Linked DNA regions of Homo sapiens: region 2 is linked to region 1. A link is a loop called in an ENCODE intact Hi-C map of the cell type or tissue named here. Cell type or tissue: PC-3. All regions are shown on one strand. Links, peaks and the distances in the headings refer to the core of each region. The heading gives the core; the rest is flanking DNA.

What was found. Hi-C counts contacts between places; a loop is a spot of excess contacts. Peaks named below come from ENCODE experiments on the same cell type or tissue, not always from the same donor. Only the 100,000 strongest peaks of a DNase experiment are listed, where the experiment ranks them.
Region 2: it touches region 1 in a loop (9-fold over the local background); 1 of 110 quality-filtered maps calls a loop at or near these places.

The regions. Positions count from the first base shown.
Region 1 is chr14:44,790,834-44,799,889 of GRCh38, forward strand. LINC02302 (long intergenic non-protein coding RNA 2302) reads right to left here and starts at 8,293. Exons shown (of 5, transcript NR_146457.1): 1 at 8,143-8,293; 2 at 7,097-7,179. In PC-3, for the core only: no CTCF peak of the experiment used is centred there; a DNase peak (open chromatin) is centred at 5,138; H3K4me3 peaks cover 963 bases.
Region 2 is chr14:44,696,195-44,705,250 of GRCh38, forward strand. No RefSeq gene overlaps it. Among named protein-coding and RNA genes, the nearest start is that of LINC02302, 98 kb to the right of the region's middle. In PC-3, for the core only: no CTCF peak of the experiment used is centred there; DNase peaks (open chromatin) are centred at 4,217 and 5,677; H3K27ac peaks cover 1,344 bases.

The DNA.
Region 1 (9,056 bases), core at 3,112-7,111:
GGCAGGTTATTTAACTGCCTTACTCTCAATTTCCTAATCTATAAGAAATGGAAGGATATATCCCAGATTAAAAAGGCAACTAAGTGCCCAATGTTAGGAACAAGCCACACATACACACAAACACACACACACACACACACCCCCCAAGACTCATCACTGTGAAGTTCAGAACACTGATAAGAAAGATTATAGAAGGATCCAGAAAGAGAAATACATATATATATATATATATATATATATATATATCTCATAGGAGAGAGGACAGCTCCATGCATGTTATTGTCCCTGAAGACCTTCCAGTGGGACAAGACGTGGAGGTGGAAAACAAGGATATTGATGATTCTGATCCTCCGTATTTGTATTAGTCCATTTTCATATTGCTATAAAGAAGTACCCGAGGTTTGGTAATTTATAAAGAAAAAGAGGTTTCATGGACTCACAATTCCACATGGCTGGGGAGGCCTCACAATCATGGCAGAAGGTGAAGGAGAAGCAAAGGCACGTCTTACATGGTGGCAGGCAAGAGAGCATGTGCAGGGGAACTGCCCTTTATAAAACCATCAGATCTCATAAGACTTATTCACTATCACGAGAACAGCATGGGGAAAACCTGCCCCATGATTCCGTTACCTCCCACCAGGTCCCTCCCACGACATCTGGGGATTATGGGAGCTATTATTCAAGATGAGATTGGGGTGGGGACACAGCCAAACCATATCAGTATGCCCAGGCTAATGTGTGTATTTGTGTTATTTTTGTTTATTTAACAAAAAAGTTTTTTAAAAAATAATAGTAAAGAAATAAATCATTTTAAAATGGAAAAAGCTTATGAATAAGGATATAAAGAAAAAATATTTTTGTATAGCTGTACTATATTTCTGCATACCTGTACAATGTATTTTAAACTAAGTATTTTTACAAAACAGTCAAAAAGTTTTAAAATATTTTAAAACTTTATAAGGTTAAAAAAAGTTATAGTAAGCTAAGTTTGATTTATTACTGAAGAAAGAAATACTTTTTACAAATTTGGTATAGCCTAACTGTACGGTGTTTATAAATTCCACAGTAGTGTACAGTAACATCCTGGTCCTTCACATTCATTCATCACTCACTGACTCACCCAGAGCAACTTCTAATCCTGAAGCACCATTCATAAGTGTCCTATACAGAGGTACCATTTTTTATGTTTTATACCGTATGTTTACTACACATTTCCTATGTTTAGATGTACAGATACCATTGTCTTCCAATTGCTTACGGTATTCAGTATATTAACATGCTATATAGGTTTGTAGCCTAGGAGTGCTAGACTATACCATATTGTCTACGTGTATAGTAGGCTATGCCATCTAGGTTTATGTACTATGTACACTCTATGGTGTTCACACATGACAAAATCATGGAACGATTAATTTCTCATAAGGCATTCTTCTCATTAAGCAATGCATGACTGCACGTATATGTCACATACAAGGCATAGGAAACAGAATGGCATGTCTCAATACCAATGCTGGAACTATAAGGAATCAATGTTTTCAATATTCTGAGGGAGATATATTTTTAATACAAAATGCTATATTGAACAAAGCTGTTAACCAAATTGAGGGTGAAAGAAATTTTCAGATGTGCAAAAAAGCATAAAAACTTATTTCTCAAATATCCTTTCTTAAGCAGCTACCGAAGAAGTTTTTTTCTTCAGAGATACAAACAATTCCACCAAAGGAAGTCAGGGGACACAGAAACATCAGAATGGCAGCAACAGAAAGTAATTTCCAAGCCATAATTCAGAAATTTTAATTTAAAAATAGAAAAAGATACACTAAGTATAAAATAATTTATTCAAAAAAAGTCTTTTGACAAAGTTAGAGAAATCAAATCAATTTACCTATTTCTTATACTATATTTCCTCCATTAAAATCACCTCTTTGTTGTGTCAACTCTTCTTGAAGGCAGTTGAATAATAGACGATACAAAATGTCTTTTCAAATACAAAAGAATCTCGGAATTTCTCAACCAGGAAATATTGATGGTTTATTGTTTTCTCCAATAATTTGAATTTTAAAATTCATTTTTCACGTATTTTCTGGCTTGTAAAATTGGTATGTGAGACCAGGGATTATAACTCATTATTCACTGTAACTTCAAAAGTCCTCAACATGTGGTAAGTGCTCAATAAATAGCTGTATAACCTAAATGATATTACATGCATAACAATTAAAGTGTAATTAATCTACATGAACTGCCATTTCAGGTATGAAGATGCTTAATGGTGCTACAGAAGAAGCTATCAAAAAACTGCACAATAAAGACACAGCAAGAGTAAATGAATTAAGTAGGGCACCAGCATTTTGAAGAAAGCAGACCCTCCCTAAATATGAAGTGACAGAGACTCATTACTATACTGTGAGCAAATACTAAGCAAAGACTATGAAATTTCTTAATGGAATAAACTTCTCAAAATTATTCTCTTAGTGGTACTAAATAAAAGTAATTATTAGTACTCACAGAAATTATCAGACTTCACTTTTTCATTCATTTATTTAACAAACATATACTGTGACCCTGTGTCAAGTACGGTGCTAAGAATTAAGGATTCAACAATAAACATTATACCATGATAACTCGTCTTGTGGAGGTTACAATTTGTATACAGACATATGTATACCAATAAAATGTATACTTTCTCATGGTATTGTCTTTATAACTCTCAACATATCCTTTCATGTTTTCATTAAAATTCAGAATAAATAAACCATTATGCCCTAACTGGATTGGTCTCATCTAACTACAGTCAGGATTTGGGGGAGAGGAAGATGTCAAAGGTATAAATAAGCAACACTCTACAGAATCATATTTTACTGAGACATTTTTTCTGGATATACAACATATTAGCTGATTTGTTTGTATTGCAGCTGTTGATGCTGAAGGGGACATTTAGAAACTAGGGATTAAAAGTTTTCAGCTCCACACAAGCTCAGGGTTATAGCCCCAGACTTTCACAAGTAACCTAATCAGTTTTGCTAAGATTCTCATTCATAGAGTCTGTAGGATCAAGACAGGTGTGTCAAGGGTATCTTGTACCAAGATATATTTTTAAAGCGGCAGTCTTTTGGCATTCTGTTCTCCCCTGCAGCCCACTAAACCACTGGAATACACTGAAGCAGGATTTCAATAAAGAGTACCCTTATATTTTACATGTAGAATTGGAACCAGACAGAAAAAGCCTTGAATTCAGTCATAAGCAAGTGTTCAGACAAGTTACTTTATGCATCTTTTCTACACACAGACTAGAATCTATATCTCTACAACTGATCCCACTGGGACCTGAGGCAAAACATTTTGCAGGATGAATACATTATGCTAATTGCTTTACTCTATCCATTTGTTCCTCATCCTTTCCTGGTTTCTACTTTTCTCCTTACCCTTGCCCTTTAATAATCTCTCATGAGAAGGAACTTATCTTTTTTTCTGTTTACAGTATGCAAAGGAAATACTCATAAGCAAGGAGTCATCTGAAGTAAGAACTAAGACAAAGAATACATTCAAGAACAGAATCCTTTTTAAAAAAAATGCTTTGTATTGGGGTATGTTTTCATTCACCAGCTTATGCAACTGAATGCTTGCAGGAGATCAGAAAAAGAAGCACCCCAATTCTTTTATGGAATACCAAGCATGAATAAGGCCATTCACCCCTTTGGCTCTCCCTCTCTGTTACTTAAGCCGTCCTAATAAAGAAGTGAATTTCCCTCTCCTCTTTCTATTTTCACTGTGTGTATCAAAGCCTCAGATGCACATTTTGCTATTTTGTAGTCCTTGTGGAAAAAGATATTTGAAATGTGAGGGGCATGTTAAGAAACCATTTATAGCTTTTACAACAGAGCTTTAAAAAGCCCAGGGTCAGCACAGCAGTGTCCATTTCACCTAAAGCCAAATTTTTAAGCCAAGGGAAAAACAAATAGTGCTTTGAGTTTTATTTACCACATACTGATAATTCAGAAAAAAAAAAAATAGCACTAACTAAGTGCACTACTATTGACTCATTAATACATAACAAAATGATTTTTGAATATACAAAATGAAAACCTTAAAAATTATAATGCTTAGAAATTGTGGTTTGACAATATTTTTGTGTCCTGGCCTCAATTTAGAAACATCTCTGGAGCCAGAACTTTTCCAACATAATATAAACTTCTTTATCCTGAAGAACTTGGTTTCTAAACATCTTAATGATTACTATAAAAATTTACTTTCAAAAAATGTAATTTTTACCAAAAGACAACAGAATGAAAAAACAGTATTTGGTTGTTACTAACTTGAAGTGTAACTTTGATACTCAAATCTTTGATACTCAGCTTTTGAGAGACTGAAACAGCAGTTTAAGGGCTTAAAAACATTCTCTTAAATTCTATTAATCCATACCTTAAAAGAATCTGTTTACTGTCTGCCTGTGGGCAAACTAGGAACCCAAAAGGTATCCAGTTGTAAACGTTTCCATGAAATCCCTCAGAATCACATTCAGAAAGAGGTAGCTAAGTAAGGGGTGTGCCAGAGTATGGGATCTGGGTGGGAACTAATGCATAAATAGGTTTGCAGAAGGAAGACAAAAAATCAGTGGGAGAGGGAAACTGATGGGTACTTAGGAGAAGAAGGATGGGTCCAAGTGGGATAGGTATATTTCTAGGAGGTGACTGAGTGACTGACAGAGCCACTTCTGTAACCTGTAAATACAGCTTCAATCCCTTTTCAATGAAGCATTTTGTGCCTTCAAAGGAAATTGAAGTCAGGAAAAGAGAGAAAACACACCACATATGAAAGATTGCCACCTGTTTTGTTCACTTCTTTAATTTCCACTCCTCCATCCATTTTAGAAGAAATTCTCCCCACCCTGCTCCAAAGACATAAAGAGTTATTTTATTGAATTAACCCAAAAGGATCTTCTTCTTAGAAGAGCTGCTGACCACAGTGGCCATTAGGTTTGGGAGGGCAGTTATACTATTTTTGCAACCTCTGAGCCAAGTCTAGTGAGCAGCACCTCTAGGCTCCTCCCACTCCAACCAGGGGCTCTGACAACAGTCACCTGTACTAGGGAGGCAAAGGGATTGCTGGTGGACATGAGTCACCTGCTGGGCTTCAATTCCAGCTCTGCTAACTACTAGCTATTTTTTCAACACAAGCAACCACCCATCTGTAGAACGGAGTTGCTGATGATAGTATCAGTATTTATAGTGTTATTTATGAGATTTAAGTAAGTGAATATTCATAAAATGCCAAAGTGCTTAATCAGTGCCTGGCTCATAGGCTATGTTAAATAGCTTGTCAAATAAAGTTTAGGCATATTAAAATGAATTCATTTTAAAATTTTGATTGTAACTTATGTATCACTTCCATTTGTGATTAAAATAGAGTCACCTTCATTACTTTACCTTTTTGATTTTTACATTTCTGGAATTGAAATCCCTGGGCCCTTATTCTTCTACTTTATACAATGCAAAACAAAACTCAAAATTGTGCTTTATGTAACCATCTTGTCTCTTTTTTTTTTTCCTAAACACTACGGTACCTATCAATAGAACTTAAACGAGTGAATTATTACAAAAATCAACACTTTCTTAACATCCTCTCTTGTTCTCAATGACATAGGTAAGCCTATATAGTATAGATTATTTCCCTACAGTTTTGTCATTTGCAGGCAGTGCTTGCAAGCATGAATACAACAAATCAGAAAAAGAAAGAAGAAAAAAAATACATTTCAGTCACTGAACCCTATAAGTCAGTACAAAAAGATGCAGTTAAAGGTGCCATTTTCCATCCAAATAGGTATCTTGAATGCAGTTCTTTGTGATACTTTCAGTTTTGGATGGTATTTTAATGGAAGAAAATGGAAAATAAGCCCAGTCTGAGCAACTATATCATACACTACGGCCATGAGCTCAGTGTAATTTGATTTAACCAGGTTCAATACTAGCTTCACAACGCATTGAATCATGAACTTCAGATTTTTCTTTGCAGTAAAATCCTTCCGAATCTTGATTTCCAGCCAACATGCACATCACCTGTTGTTATTCTTAATTAAAGCAGCGTTGACAAAAATACTAAGGGCCAAAATTTTATACCTATTCAGAAGAAAGTCAATCTAGTGCCCTCACTTAGGAAGGAAGTACAGAGAAAGCACTCAAAAGGAAAATAAATGTGGATTATTTACTGATACCAAAAATGAAGACTCCTGGAAACAAGATATTTAAATTTTTCAGCCCAATATGAGTTTAGAGTCAGAGTTGCAAACCTGAGGACAATAACCAATCAATTTAGCCACAATTGTCACCAATAGCATTTGTAAGGTTGAGGCCAGAAGATCACAGGTCTGCTACAACAGATTTATCACTTCTTAAATCATGTTTCTGTCCATCATCCTCTGCTCAGGTTCAAGCTGTGATCAATGAAAGGATGTCCGTCTACAGCCCTGAGATTTGATATATGGATGCTCCATAAAATTCAGCACTTTAAAGACATGTATTGATCGATATAATTCCAATATAAAAGAATAATTTGATGGTAGAGCCTTCATATCACAAAAATTGAAAGCTATTTAAAAGGCAGATGAATATATTTATGAAGAAATTGCCAAGTAAAATTCCCAAAAGTTTGAGACTATAATGTAGGAATACTTTAATTAGGCATTCGCTGTCTAATTAGACTTATGTGATTTCAATAATGTTTAACATTCATAAAATAAACCAGAATCCTTGGACTATGCAACCTCACATTAAAAAAAAGATAAACAACTCTAAAAGAATCAATCAAAATAGTAAAGATGTAGAATTAAAAGCAGCAGCAGATTCTACAATATCCCATATACCACTTTGCTTTCATGGTTAACAAGAAAACAGACTAAATATGAACGACACGTGACAAGCTGTTTTCAACAATGAAGATGGTAAACACAGTGCCTTCAAATATGTTGACCCACACAAAACTCAATGCCCTTTATTAGAAACACTAAGTCGGAACTTTGTTGAGAAACACTTGGCCAAAGCCTCATTGATCACCCTCAAGTTGCATAAGACAGTAACCAAGATTTTTTTTTAAATCATCTTACCTTTCCTTTGGAGATAAAACTGCATCTTTTCAGCTCCCTCCTGCCTCCGACACAGAAACACACGCCATGAATTGTTAACAACACTGAAGATATGTGAAAACAGATGGCAATAATCAGATTTTCTAAATAAACATAAGCGCTGAACCTAGTTTAAAAAATAACGTAAAATTCTTAAAAATATAAATAGCTTGTGAGTTTTTTGTAATTTATAAATAATATACATTACTCATATGTTAAAAAAAGAAAAATAAATCAAAGCACAAAGAAAGAAAACAAAAGTCATCTATTACCCTATCACCTAAAAAAGAAACTACTAACTTTTCGGTGTATTCTTCAGGCATATATAACAAAAGAATTAATTACAGTTAGTTGTAAAACATTTGTTTTATAATGCAATTCTTCTAAATAAAATGTGGTATATTGGTTATTTTTAGATGTTAAAAAATAAAGCAGAACTACCTGTCCAGAAACCCATTATGAGAGGTGACAGCATGCTGGCGGCCCTAGCAGCCCTCACTCGCTCTCGGCGCCTCCTCGGCCTTGGCGCCCACTCTGGCCGCGCTTGAGGAGCCCTTCAGCCCCCCGCTGCACTGTAGGATCCCCTTTCTGGGCTGGCCAAGGCCGGAGCCGGCTCCCACAGCTTGCCGGGAGGTGTGGAGGGAGAGGCGCAGGCGGGAACCCGGGCTGCGCGCTGCGCTTGCGAGCCAGCGCGAGTTCCGGGTGGGCGTGGGCTCGGCAGGCCCCCTGCTCGGAGCGGCCGGCCGGCCGCCCCGCCAGCCCCGGGCAGTGAGGGGCTTAGCACCTGGGCCAGCAGCTGCTGTGCTGGATTTCTGGGGTCTTAGCTGTCCCAGCGGGGCAGGGTTCCGGACCTGCACCCGGCCATGGCCATGCCTGAGCCTCCCCCTGCTCCCCCCGCTCCCCCCACCGCCTCCGCCTCCCCACCTCCCCCGCCCCCCCGCCTCCTCGCCCCCCGCCCCCCGCCCCGTACCCCGTCCCCGCCTCCCCGCTCCCCCGCCGCCGCCTCCCCGCCCTCCCGCCGCCCCCACCTCCCCGCTCCTGCGCCGGCCGGATCCTCCTCAAGAGCACTGGCCCCTGCTCCACGGTGCCCAGTCCCATTGACTCCCCAAGGGCTGAGGAGTGTGGGCTCACTGCGTGGGACTGGCAGGCAGCTCCACCTGCGCCCTGCTCGGGGATCCACTGGGTGAAGCCAGCTGGGCTCCTGAGTCTGGTGGGGACTTGGAGAATCTTTATGTCTAGCTAAGAGATTGTAAATACACCAATCAGCACTCTGTATATAGCTCAAGGTTTGTAAACACACCAGTCAGCACCCTGTATCTAGCTCAGGGTTTGTGGATGTACCAATGGACACTCTGTATCTAATTAATCTGGTGGGGAGAGGAGAAATTTTATGTCTAGCTAAGGGATTGTGAATGCACCAATCGGCACTCTGTATCTAGCTCAAGGTTTGTAAATGCACCAATCAGCACTCTGTGTCTAGCTCAGGGTTTGTAAATACACCAATTGACACTCTGTATCTAGCTAATCTAGTGGGGACTTGGTGAACTTTTGTGTCTAGCTCAGGGATTGTAAATGCACCAATCAGTAGCCTGTCAAAACGGACCAATCAGCTCTCTGTAAAACAGACCAATCGGCTCTCTGTAAAATGGACCAATCAGCCAGATGTGGGTGGGGCCAGATAAGAGAATAAAAGCAGGTTGCCCAAGCCAGCAATGGAAACCTGGGTCACCTTCCACACTGTGGAAGCTTTGTTCTTCCCTCGTTGCAATAAATCTTGCTACTGCTCACTCTTTGGGTCCACACTGCCTTTATGAGCTGTAACACTGGCTGCGAAGGTCTGCAGCTTCACTCCTGAAGCCAGTGAAACCATGAACCCACTGGGAGGAATGAACAACTCCAGACACGCCATCTTAAGAGATGTACCACTCACCATGAAGGTCTG
Region 2 (9,056 bases), core at 2,023-6,022, 96 kb before region 1:
GATAGACACAATAAAATATGATATAGGGGATATCACCACTGATCCCACAGAAACACAAACTACTATCAGAGAATACTATAAACACCTCTATGCAAATAAACTAGAAAATCTAGAAAAAATGGATAAATTCCTGGATACATACACCCTCCCAAGTCTAAGCCAGGAAGAAGTTGAATCCCTGAATAGACCAATAACAGGTCCTGAAATTTAGGCAGTAATTAATAGGCTACCAACCAAAAAAAGTCCAGGACCAGATGGATTCACAGCCAAATTCTCCCGGAGGTACAAAGAGGAGCTGGTACCACTCCTTCTGAAACTATTCCAATCAATAGAAAAAGAGGGAATCCTCCCTAACTCATTTTATGAGGCCAGCATCATCCTGATACCAAAATCTGGCAGAGACACAACAAAAAAAGAAAATTTCAGACCAATATCCCTGATGAACATCGATGCGAAAATCCTCAATAAAATACTGGTAAACTGAATCCAGTAGCACATCACAAAGCTTATCCACCATGATCAAGTGGGCTTCATCCCTAGGATGCAAGGCTGGTTCAACATATGCAAATCAATAAACGTAATCCATCACATAAACAGAACCAACAACAAAAACGACATGATTATCTCAATAGATGCAGAAAAGCCTTCGATAAAATTCAACACCTCCTCATGCTAAAAACTCTCATAAATTGGGCATTGATGGAACACATCTCAAAATAATAAGCTATTTATGACAAACCCACAGGCAATATCATTCTGAATGCGCAAAAACTGGAAGCATTCCTTTTAAAAACTGGACAAGACAAGGATGCCCTCTCTCACCACTCCTATTCAACATAGTATTGGAAGTTCTGGCCAGGACAATCACGCAAGAGAAAGAAATAAAGGGTATTCAAATAGGAAGTGAGGAAGTCAAATTGTCTCTGTTTGCAGATGACATGATTGTGTATTTAGAAAACCCCATCGTCTCAGCCTGAGACCTCCTTAAACTGATAAGCAACTTCAGCAAAGTCTCAGGATAAAAATCAATGTGCAAAACTCACAAGCATTCCTTTTTTTTTTTTTTTTTTTTTTTTTTGAGATGGCGTCTCACTCTGTCACCCAGGCTGGAGTGCAGTGGCGCGATCTCGGCTCACCGCAAGCTCCGCCTCCTGGGTTCATGCCATTCTCCTGCCTCAGCCTCCCAAGTAGCTGGGACCACAGGCACCCACCACCATGCCTGCCTAATTTTTTGTATTTTTAGTAGAGACAGGGTTTCACCGTGTTAGCCAGGATGGTCTCAAACTCCCGACCTTGTGATCCGCCCGCCTTGGCCTCCCAAAGTGCTGGGATTACAGGCGTGAGCCACCGCACCTGGCCAAAACTCACAAGCATTCTTATACACCAATAACAGACAGAGAGCCACATCATGAGTGAACTTCCATTCACAATTGCTACTAAGAGAATAAAATACCTGGGAATACAACTTATAAGGGATGTAAAGGACCTCTTCAAGGAGAACTACAAACCACTGCTCAAGGCCATAAGAGAGGACACAAACAAATGTAAAAACATCCCATGCTCATGGATAGGAAGAATCAATATCGTGAAAATGGCCATACTGCCCAAAGTAATTTACAGATTCAATGCTATCTCCATCAAGCTACCACTGACTTTCTTCACAGAATTGGAAAAAACTACTTTAAATTTCATATGGAGCCAAAAAAAAAAAAAAACAGCCTGCATATTCAAGACAATCCTGGGCAAGAAGAACAAAGCTGGAGGCATCATGCTACCTAACTTCAAACTATACTACAAGGCTACAGTAACCAAAACAGCATGGTACTGGTACCAAAACAGATTTATAGACCAATGGAACAGAACAGAGGCCTCAGAAATAACACCAGACAGCTACAACCATCTGATCTTTGACAAACCTGACACACACAGGCAATGAGGAAAATATTCCCTATTTAATAAATAGTGTTGGGAAAACTGGCTAGCCATATGCAGAAAACTAAAACTGGACCCCTTCCTTACACCTTTTACAAAAATCATCAGAGTGAACAGGCAACCTACAGAATGGGAGAAAATTTTTGCAATCTATCCATCAGACAAAGGGCTGATATCCAGAATCTACAAGGAACTTAAACAAATTTACAAGAAAAAACAATCAACCCCATCAAAAAACGGGCAAATCAAAATCACAATGAGATACCATCTCACGCCAGTTAGAATGGCAATCATCAAAAAGTCAGGAAACAACAAATGTTGGAGAGGTTGTGGAAAAATAGAAATGCTTTTCCACTGTAGCAGGAGTGTAAATTAGTTCAACCATTGTGGAAGACAGTGCAGCCATTCCCCAAGGATCTAGAACTGAAAATACCATTTGACCCAGCAATCCCATTACTGGGCAGAATCCCAAAGGATTATAAATTGTTCTATGATAAAAACATATGCACACATATGTTTATTGTGGCACTATTCACAATAGCAAACACTTGGAACCAACTGAAATGCCCATCAATGATAGACTGGATTAAGAAAATGTGGCACATATACACCATGAAATACTATGTAGCTATAAAAAAGGATGAGTTCATGTCCTTTACAGGAACATGGATGAAGCTGGAAACCATGATTCTCAGCAAACTGTCACAAGACCAGAAAACCAAACGCCGCATGTTCTCACTCATAAGTGGGAGCTGAACAATGAGAACACAGGGACACAGGGAGGAGAACATCACATACCGGAGCCTATCGGGGGCTGGGGGCCTAGGGGAGGGATGACATTAGCAGAAATACCTAATGTAGGTGACAGGTTGATGGGTGCAGCAAACCACCAGGGCACGTGTATACCTATGTAACAAACCTGCATGTTCTGCACGTGTAACCCAGAACTTAAAGTATAATTTAAAAAATATGTATTAGCTGGGCGTGGTGGTGTGTGCCTGTAGTCCCAGCTACTCAGGAGGCTGAGGCAGGAGAATCGCTTGAACCCGGGGAGCAGAGGTTGCAGCAAGCTGAGGTTGCAGTGAGCCGAGACTGTGCCACTGCACTCCAGCCTGGCAACAGAGCGAGACTCCGTCTTAAAAAAAAAAAAAAAAAAGAATGAGGAAATTTGACATTTGGAACCTACATTCAAATCCCATTTGTTAGCTGTGAGACCTTGGGTAAGTTCATGAACCTCTCTCTGTGAGTCATTCGTGGAAAAGGGTCATAGATCCACCCATTACTGGGGCCATGAGGTATACATGAAGAATAATGTTTATCTGGAAACTCACAGGGTGAAAGACCACAGACTCCAAAGATCTCCTGTCCTCATGCCACCTACGAGCTGAGTTGGGCAGGGGTGGCTGGTGCCACAGTCTGGATATGGTTTGTTTATCCCCACAAAAGCTCATGTTGAAATTGGATCCCCAGTGTGGTAGCATTTGGGAAGTGGGGGGCTTTGTGGGAGGTGTTTGGGCTCCAGATCCCTCAGGAATGGCTTGGTGCTGCTCTCAGGTTAGTGAGTTCTGGCTCTCTGAGACTGGATTAGTTCCCATAGGAATGGATTAGTTCCCATCAGAGTGAGTTGCTATAAAGCCAGGAGACTCCTCGGCTCTCCCCCTCTTCACTCATGTCCACTTCCCTTTGACCTTCTCTGCCATGTTGTAACTTGGCACAAAAGCCCTCACCAGAAGCCAAGGCTATGCCCTTAAACTTCTCAGCCAGAAGAATTATGAGCTAAATAAACCTCTTTTCTTCATTAAAAATGAATAAATAAGTAAATAAAAATCATTCTTATCTGTGATGGCTGAAGTACTTTGTGAAAGAGGTGGTCTTTGGTGGTTAACACTTAAATAAATGGAAAAAATTGGGGAATCAATTCCAAACTGCATGAATAGTATGAGCAAAGGAAAAATTTCACGTGGCATGTCCAGAAATGGCAACAGTTATACCAGTGCATTTAGAGCTGAGATTTCATACAACGATGTTTCAGGGCATGGTCTCATTGGTTTGAGTTCAGCTCAATCTCTGCCATCTTAGGTGATTTCTAACCTTACTGAGCCTCAGAATTCTTATCTATGCTTTCATCAAAGTATAACGAATATTAAACCAGATCACTTAGCAAAATGCCTTGAATAAAATGGGTTCTCAGTAAGTATTAACTATGAGTGTCTCATGAGGGAAGTGTGAGCCAAGATTGGAGATGTGGTTAAGAGGCATATTGTAGATGATCTAAAGAGCGAAGCATGCCTGGAATTTCTGAGCAAAGTCACCCTCAATAAACCTATACTCACATAACCTCTAATTCCACAGTGTAAATAAAAAACCACTGTGGACCCATGGTCTCATATATAGCAATTAAATATACAGGTTCTTGTACTCAAACAGAGATTTAATGAATCAGATTCTCCAGAGCTGCGACATGAGAAATTTGCCTTTGTTTAAATGATTATAATGGATAGCCAGGCTTGGGAACTACTGCCTTAGACCACAAAGTCCAAGAAAAATGTAGCCAAGACATGAAAATGTAGAACTAGAGGGGAAAAGCCTTTAATAATAGCCAGATACTTTATTCTACTAAAATTAAGGATATTAATGAAACCAATCCTCCCCAAAGTCACGCCTTGTATCTTGTCATCACAGAAACTGCACTACTTCTACAATCAAATCAAACATCTCCATTGCTCACCATGACTTCCTCCCATCCATTGTTCATGTTCATCTACTATGACTGTTTGGGGGCTATATTTGTTTGCTGAGGCTATTGTAACAAAATATCACAGTCTGGTTGGCTTAAACAATAGACATTATTTTCTCACAGGTCTACAGTCTTTCATCCACAATCCCCTCTCCAAACTTACTTCCCTAATTAACCTTTCTCATTTTGGGATCTTGGCTTAAGCACCACATACTCAGTAAGCCTTCAAGACACAATCTAGGTCTTTGCTGTTGCTCTAATAAAAATATATGTCTTCACTTAAAAGCCCAACTCAGGTTTGTAATTAAATACTTTTTTGGAGTCGTTGTGTGATTAACATCTACCTCCTGTGCTAAGCAAAAATTCCATTTAGTATCAAATTTAACACTATTAACTCCTTGACAGCAAGGACAATGTATATTTTTGATCACCCTTGATTTCTGTTGCCCAGTTCCTGACACTTTTTAGGCACTCAGTATTTGTTGAATAAACAAAAGCAAACATGGATTTCTAAATAAAACGGCCTTGCCCATAGCCACTGAGAAAGGCAGGCAACCATATTTTGTACCATAATGCCAGCAAAATACTTAGCATGGCTGATTTGACCAAACGTAGTAGATTAGCACCTTAAAACTTAGTGGTTTTAAACAACAGCCATTAATTTAGCTCATGATTATATGGGGCAGTAATTATTTGTGCTGGACTAACGGGTTGACCTAACTGACCTGGACCAGGGTTAGCTGATCTTGGTTGGGCTCACTCATGCATTTTGCTGTCAGCTGCCAGGTGTCTGGGGGCTGCCTAGTCTAAGATGACTCAGCAGGGACTGCTTATCTCTGTTCATCTGGTCTCTCCAAGAAGCCTAGCCCAAGCATATTCGCATAGCCTGTTTCCAAGTGCTCAAAGCCTCCAGAGGACCAAGCAACAACTGCACATCATCTCTGCTCCATTATATTGGCCAAAGCGAGTCATTAGGCTGGCCCAGATTCAAGGATAGAGAAATAGACTCCATTTCTTAGTGACAGGAGCTGCAAAGCTATACTGCAAAGGTGTGGCTACAGGGAGGGATGGGGAATTATGACTCTTTGCAATCTACCATACCATGAACTGGAAGGCCAATGACTTATGGCATGATATGGAATACAAAGGCGGGCTAAGACAATAAGATTCTTATTCTTAGGAATCTGAAGAATGCAGAAACACAAGGAGATGGAGCAATTTTTAAGAGCTGAAGCTAAAAGCAGTCAGGCAGGACAATGTCAGTGAGCTCTATGCCAGCCAGAACTATAAAGAAATTAAAGATCTGAATAAGCAAGGGAAATTGGCAGAGAAAGAATGGCTCAGACACAGAACCAATTCAGAGATGCTATGGGAGAGACCCTGAAAAAGATGGAGAAAGAAGCTGGAAATTTGAGCTGTTTTAGTTCCTCTTCACCAATACATACTTCCTATAATTGATCCCAGTTTCTTTCAGGCTGAATTCTTCACAACCAAAAGTCTAACAAAATCAGTATGTGATAAGTATACATGAAATCTTTTCTTTTTCTTTTTCTTTTTCATTCTTTCTAAATAGAACTATCTCACCCAACCATCCACACACACAAAAAAAAAAGGAAAAAAAGCTGCTTCTTTGAATGCACAGATAAATTTTATGACAAGGAGAAGCAGAAGTTTGATAGCACAAGCTTCCAAACAGCACAGTACAGTAAATAGATACAAGTGACAAAATAAGATTAATTTCCATGAAAGAAAATATTCAATTTTCACACTGGAAAAGGTCGATGTTCATACATAGGTGTGCCAGAGATACCCCTTTTAAGTCCATCTTGCATTTCTCCAATGTTTTCCATTTGAGAATCACTGATACAAAGAAACATGGGTTTCATTACAAGATCTAAACACTGCAATCTGCATGAAGAAAATCATATTACAAGCTAAATATTATCCATTTGGATTTGCAGCCAAGTTACAGTCCACTAAATCCTAAGTACTTTTTTTTCCCAACTAAAGCTATATTGCATTTCAACTCTCTTGTTAGAAACTGATGCTAGGAATTGACAAGATAATAGGATGGAGAAAGTTTTCGGATCTCATTTACAGCAGATCGGAGAAGGGTCAGTTTCTCAGGTAATGAAGCATTGTCTGGTTGCCCCTAAATCACTCCATACTATTCCCAGTCCCCAGAGGCTTAGACAGCACCTGCATTATCACTGTCCTTCAGAGCTTTATTCTAATACCTCAAAAAAGAAAAGTTATAATAAATGATCTGGGATTTCAGAGACACAAATGCCAAACTTCAGATTTGAGTTAAAAAATAATAATCTACAATCTTCCTTATAAGAGAGAGAAAGACACTTAAAACTTACAGAAACAGCTTTTAATTTATATCTGACACTAGATCTTTTCGTCTGATTTGTTCTTTCTCAAACTAATGTGTCTTGAACGTGCCCCTTGACAACTTGCTGCTAACAAAACGCAGAGGAAAATAAAGGTTCACTACCTCTGCCTCGCATTGCAATTTTATTCTCATGACTCCAAGCCTCAATCTATACATATTTTCCCTCTACTCTTACCTTATAAAATAGTACCTGACCCTGTGAGGGATGTGTTTGGCTTCCCTGAGAATGCAGGGAACAAAGATTAATAAAGGAGAAAAATAGTCCTTAATATTTACTTCAATTTTAGTATCAAATAGCTGTCTTTAGCCTCATGCTTAATTCAATTAATCCCACACAGAATCTCCTGACATTTTGAGGGACATAAGGCTTTTATAGAGTACCCAGGGTTTCTAGAATGACATTTGGTATACTATGATAGGCACCTAAATAAGGGACTCTCTTGTCAGGCTTACTAGCATTCACAAGTGTAAGGAGAAGCAGTATTTATCTGCAAACATCATTATACTCCAGAAAGAATGTTCTAGTAGAAGCCATTGTGAATTAGTCCAGAAACTTCAACTCAGCAAAAATTCACACAAGTTCAAAACTTTTTAACCAGCCCTTCCAGGCCTTTATATCATAAAATCATGATATAAAATCAGGAGCCAAACAAATACCATACATACTACCATTGCGGATCATATTTTATATTCTATTAAATTCCTCATTGCATCAGCTTGATTTATTTGAGTCCTGGTCTATGAGCCTGTGCTAATTTATAGTAATTAATTCACATTCATGTCCTCATTGATTCCAAAAACCTGTCTCCACTTCCTGATACTTTACTCTACACCAGTTTGCATGAACCTCTCTTCAGACAAGCATTCTTTTGGATTGCTGTACAGATTTGTGTGCATGACCAGAGGAAAGGAAAATAATTTCAAGACAGAACAAACACGATAAGGTCATTGAAAAGACATATATATTCATACATACAGGTAAGGTCTCTTATACAAAGTATTTAGCACACAAGTGAGAATATTCACTCTCTCTTTCTTTCTTAAAAGAAAGACTTTAGGCCAGGACACCGTGACTCATGCCTGTAATCCCAGCACTTTTGGGAGAACAAGGTGGGAGAATTGCTTGAAGCTAGGAACTTAAGACCAGCCTGAGCAACACAGCAAGACCCAGTCTCTACCAAAAATAATATATAAAAATTAGCCAGTTGTGGTGGCATGCCTGTAGTCCCAGCTATTCTGGAGCCTGAGGTGGGAGGATCCCTTGAGGTTAGGAGTTGGAGGCTGCAGTGAGCTCTCATCAACCCACTGCACTCCAGCCGAGGCAACTGAGTAAGACCCTGTCTCAAAAAACAAATCAGTGAATCAGATTCAAATTTAACTCTTTAAATTTATTGCTATTTTACAACATAACAGAAATAGTGGCATTACTATTACCAGGACTATCCAGAGCCTGACCAGGAGGACCCAGCCTGGGGCAGAGAGGGCCTCTGGGACTAAAATAGGAAGGTCTGTGGGATATTCACTGTATATTTACAACATTCTTTCTACAATTATATTAGAACCAAAAACACTGTCCAGAGGTTCTTCTGAGAAGAAAGCTATAATGAATGTATTCTTAAGATGGACAGTAACAACTAAAATGGTTCAATTGAGCGTTACTTTGTTTGGGTTTTGGTTTTGGCTTAATTTGGTTTGGGCAGCTTTAATTCTGTCCTTCTGCTTCAAATAATATACAAGCCACACTATGAATTAGCTTCCAATTTTCCCGCAATCTTATCTATGTTTTCTTCTTTTTTTTTATTTTTTTTATTTTTAATGTTTTTTTTTTTGTTATTATACTCTAAGTTTTAGGGTACATGTGCACATTGTGCAGGTTAGTTACATATGTATACATGTGCCATGCTGGTGCGCTGCACCACTAACGTGTCATCTAGCATTAGGTATATCTCCCAATGCTATCCCTCCCCCCTCCCCCGACCCCACCACAGT